Linked DNA regions of Homo sapiens: region 1 is linked to region 2. Evidence: chromatin loops called from intact Hi-C (ENCODE). Cell type or tissue: HepG2. All regions are shown on one strand.

The links. Peaks named below come from ENCODE experiments on the same cell type or tissue, not always from the same donor. Only the 100,000 strongest peaks of a DNase experiment are listed, where the experiment ranks them.
Region 1: a loop joins it to region 2, with 2.3 times the contacts of the local background. A loop is called at or near these places in 2 of 110 quality-filtered maps.

The regions. Positions count from the first base shown.
Region 1 is chr3:47,064,623-47,067,122 of GRCh38, reverse strand. SETD2 (SET domain containing 2, histone lysine methyltransferase) reads left to right here. Exons shown (of 21, transcript NM_014159.7): 13 at 5-53. Among named protein-coding and RNA genes, the nearest start is that of NBEAL2, 86 kb to the right of the region's middle. In HepG2, no CTCF peak of the experiment used is centred here; DNase peaks (open chromatin) are centred at 1,232 and 1,862.
Region 2 is chr3:47,017,473-47,019,972 of GRCh38, reverse strand. It overlaps SETD2 (SET domain containing 2, histone lysine methyltransferase), which reads left to right. Exons shown (of 21, transcript NM_014159.7): 19 at 133-213; 20 at 2,234-2,335. Among named protein-coding and RNA genes, the nearest start is that of NBEAL2, 39 kb to the right of the region's middle. RefSeq lists a silencer at 479-558. In HepG2, no CTCF peak of the experiment used is centred here; a DNase peak (open chromatin) is centred at 1,552.

The DNA.
Region 1 (2,500 bases), 47 kb before region 2:
GCAGGAGGTATATCGAATTCCAAAGAAAAGTCAAACTGAAAAGGAAAACACAAGTAGGTATTCAGAGATACTCTGTGTTGATGGCTTTACAAATATTCTTTTGTTATGTGCAGAGGTAACTGATAAGAACTTAAGCGTTTTTGTTTTTGAAACTAGAGAATATATAACTAGGTAAATGAAATATTTGGTGTAAAAGTTTGGAAACTTGTGCTTTTATTCTTAATGCATTTTGCCAAAGGAAATGTCTCTTACACTGTTTTGTTGTCGCTTTCCTTGAACTCAGTCTTTACTAGCTTTTTTTCTATTCGTTTGTCCTCTAGAGCAGACATTCTTTATTTTTTTTATTTAGTCTTTTTTTCTTTTATTATTGTGATTTTGATTTTTTTTTTCCTTCGCACCAGATAGAGCAGACATTCTTAAACCTATACTTCTAGATGTCTTTGGGAGGGTCTTTACCTCAAGATATTTATATGCAGCTGGGCAGGGTGGCTCACACCTGTAATCCTAGCACTTTGGGAAGTTGAAGCAGGTGGATTGCTTGAGCCCAAGAGTTTGAGACCAGCCTGGGAAACATGGTGAAACCCTGTCTCTACAAAAAATACAAAAATATTAGCTAAGTGTGGTGGTGTGTGCCTATAATCCTAATTACCAGGAGGCTGAGGTAGGAGGATCACCTGAGCCTAGGAGATTGAGGCTGCAGTGAGCCATGATCGTGCCACTGTACTCCAGCCTGAGCAACAAAGTGAGGCCCTGTCTCTAAAAGGAAAAAAGATGTTTACATGTAAAATTCTGTATGTACACAGTTGACCCTTGAACAACATAGGAGATACAGATACCCTGTGCGTCGAAATTCCACATAACTTTTGACTCCTCATATTATGTATGTTATGTGTATTATGTAACTGTATTCTTAAAATAAAGTAAGCTAGATAAAAATGTTATTAAGAAAATCATAAGAGAAAATATATTTACTCTTCATTAAGTGGAAATAGATCATCATAGAGGTCTTCATCCTTATCTTCACCTTGAGCAGACTGACGAGGAAGAAGAGGGATTAGTCTTGCTGTCTTGGGTGGCACAGTTAGAAGAAAATCCACATATAAGTGGACTTTCATCCAGTTCAAACTCATGTTGTTCAAGGGTTGACTGTATTTACTTTTCTGAGGCAAGTTCAAAACTTTGATCAGATTCTCAGTCACCCCTGAAAAAGTTAGAATCATTGTTTCAGAATGGATAGCAGGGAGGCCATGGGAATCTGGTTTCTGGACTTTACCACTTAGTTACATTTCCAACAAACTTATTTATTGATTTATTTTTTAGAGACAGTGTCTTATTCTGTCATGCAGGCTGAGCACAGTGACACCATCATAGCTCTCACTGCAGCCTTGAACTCCTGGGCTCAGGCAATCCTCTTGCCTCAGCCTCTTGAGTAGCTGAGACTATAGGTGTGTGCCACCATGCCTGGTTATTTATTTATTTATTTATTTTTTGTAGAGACAGAGTCTCGCTATGTTACCCAGGCTAGGCTTGAACTCTTGTCCTTAAGTGCTCCTGTTTCCACCTCCCAAAGTGCTGGGATCACAGATGTAAGCCACTATGCCCAGCCTTAAGAATTTCCTTCCTTTCTTCCAGCACACTTACTTAGAGATTCAAGGAATAGGGTCACTTATGGTGGTTATTGGTTTCATGAGTACCTCCACCACTGACCCACTAAAAGTAGAATGAAGAAGCCAGTGTGATTTTTTTTTTTTGTCTTTTTATTTTTGGTGTGCATAACTTTTTATATAATCTTAGTCTTATTGGTTAAAGACCTGTGAGATAACCTTTGCACCATTGTTTGTCTTTCGAATATTTTTAGTTCCACTCTCTGGTTTAGTCTCTTCATAGCCTCACATTCTACTTAGGGCTGCAAATAACTCTTCCTATAAAAAAGAAGGCAGGACTGGGCAATAGTGGTTGGCAAAACCAGTGGCACCACTATAGGGTTGATTATCAGAAGCTAGCTTTCTGGGATCACTGAGTTAAAACTATTAGTAGCACACAAGCAAAGCTTAAATACCTATGAGCGTTTCTCCATAATATTTTGTAAATATCTAGTCTGGTGTGGCTAGATATTTGCAAATTATTGTGGAGAAATATTTTGCATCCATGAGATGCAGAGGATGATCTGTAATGAACAACTATATCTTTTCAGGGAGTAGCCTCTTTTCTGCCGACCTTAGTCTCTCTTTCACATGTAGAACCCTTCATCTCAGTCTCAGGTTTCTAAAATAAGAAAATGCTTATAATATATAATGCTTATAATTATTTTATATTTTTATATATTATATTATTTTATATATTTTATATATATTTACATATATATAATATATATAAGCCTGGTTTCCATTTCTTAATGTCAAACAAAGCATAGAACCTTTAAAATTTGGAAGGATTGTGAAACACTTCAGGAAATACGTAGTCTAACTTTACCCTCATTTTTATAATATTAGGAAATCAG
Region 2 (2,500 bases):
CCTCTAAACGGATTCTAATACCAAGAATCAGGTATCCCTGCTAGGGGAAAGAAAGGAGGGTTCTGGGACAGTAGGGCATCACTAAACTGACTTCTCATGCCAGCACCACTGTGTTTTCTCCTCCATTTTTAGGCCTCGAAAAAGCCCAAGACAGCAGAAGCAGACACCTCCAGTGAACTAGCAAAGAAAAGCAAAGAAGTATTCAGAAAAGAGGTAAGGTTTGGTGGATATAAGCACTAAGCTCCTCAGGCTTAAATCTGAACCCTTTCATTTCTTGTCCTAAGTATGTCGAATATCTCCTTTGCCCCAAGATAGGCAGGAACACAAGGTGTTCCTTGTGTGTATGTCTTGCTGAAGTGCTTCTTTTAGCACTGAAAACTCCTCAGCCATCTTTTCTTGGCTTGACAGGAGCCCCTCTCAGACCACATTTGCTTGTTTGACTGTGGGCCTTCTGTAGCATCTATGGCAAAAGAAAGCTGTCTGTAGTGGTAGGCTGCCTTGTCTTTGGGTATTCCTCTTGCTTCTGTGATTTGACTTAGTTGTTATGTGAATGACACATTGGTGAAAGAGGTGTGGCCTTTTTCAACTGGTTAAGCACTTCAGTACCCATTGACTCATTTTGTCCCCACAACAGCCCTTGAGGTAGGCAAGACAGATTGCCTTTCCTCTTATTCAGGTGAAAGAACTCTTAAGGTTCAGAGAAGGCAAGTTCTAGACAAAAGATTTGAACTCAGGCGTTCTGGCTCAAAGTCCAGTTCTCTTTCTGTAATATCTCATTTGGTAGCTGCCTAATTCTCCAGGGCTTGGGAGAATGCTGCTCCTTTTTATGCTACCAGAAGTGTGTCTTACCAACCATCAAGACACTAAACTTGTCTGCTTCATAGCATCTAGGTTCTAAACTCCAATCTTCATTCACTGAAGGGGCTTGTAGTGTTTTGGAAGAAACAGACCTGTAAATAAGTAGCGACAGCTGTGTGAAAAGTATGCCATATTAGGGCTGGGAGCCACAATCTGGGCAGTCAGGAAGGGCGCTTGAATCAGGGGTAGGAATTGGCCAGATGGATCAGCAGGGGATCTAACTTATATCAATAGAATGTACAGAGGCAAGAGAGAGCATCTTCCCTTCCAGGGAGTTGTAAGTGGCCTGATGGGCTATAGCACAAGATATGGGAGGGCTGTTGAAAATGAGGTGGAATGGTATTGTTCTTCTTCATATAGGAACTATGTGTCTGTGGGTTATCGGGAACCATTGCAGAATTTTAAGCAGGGGGTAATGAAATCCCTATCTGTGTTTGAGGGGATAGACTGAAGGAAGAGAGTTTGGAGGCCAGGAAACCCCAGAAAAACCTTGAGTTAAAAGGCTTATGCAGGGATAAAATTTAGTTTCTTATGGTCCCTTTGTGAACATACTGGTATTTCAGCTCATTGAACCAGCAGCTGTTTATTTAGTGCCTACCTTGTGATATAGCCTTGTTCTTTGAACACCTGAAGGCTCACTGAATTTTAGTGATGGGTAGACTTTGTTCAAAGTGCTCTCTGATGAAATGGCTATGACTGGCCTCTTTATTCTCTTTGTCCCCTATGATCTTAGCACCACAAATACCTCTGAAGGTCCTATTCCTAGAGTGTTTGGGAGCACCTGGGTAGGACAGACCATACTTAGACAGCCCAGGGAGGACATAGTAAGTGGTGGAAGGAAAAGGATTCTGCTTAGGTTTTCCTTTGCTGGCTGTCATATCATGCTTCCATCTGCTTCACATGCTGTGGTATGACCACTTAAAGAATCTAAGTACCCTTCAATGACAAAATTCCTGTGGTTCCTGGGATTGCTAAGCCTCATAGAAGCTCTGGAACACCTGCTGTGCTCTGCCTTGCCTCCAGGGCCCAGAGAACCCAGCTACTGTCTTTATGCCAAGGACACAAAATTCATTGACTGAAACCTGGGGCTGCTGAAGGACTCAGCATTGAAGTCATGCTGTTGAGTCCCTCCAGCCTCCTTTAAGGCTTGCTTAGTCCATCCAGGGGAGCTCTTTCCCTCTCAGGCTGAGCCCGTATCCTTTTCTCAGATCTTACTGGCTTACTAGTATTCCACTGTCCAAACCAGTTAACCTGAGGGAGGAAAAGGAGAAGGATTGGCTGGCTTTACTCACTACCTTTTCTAGTTATTTCCTCAGTACAACTCCTTGCCCTCTCTGGACTGTTGAGCAACGTGTTCTCTTTTCTCTGCCTGCAGATGTCCCAGTTCATCGTCCAGTGCCTGAACCCTTACCGGAAACCTGACTGCAAAGTGGGAAGAATTACCACAACTGAAGACTTTAAACATCTGGCTCGCAAGGTACTCCCCTTGCTTTTGGTAGCCCACCAGGCAATGTTCTGGGCAAACTGTGTACCTTCTAAGAAGCCCTTTTCATCATAGAAAGTATTTTTTTTTTTCTTGTCAGATGTCAGAGCTGGGGACCCAGGAACGGGGAGGGAAGGTTTGGGGAGGGATGCGTACCTT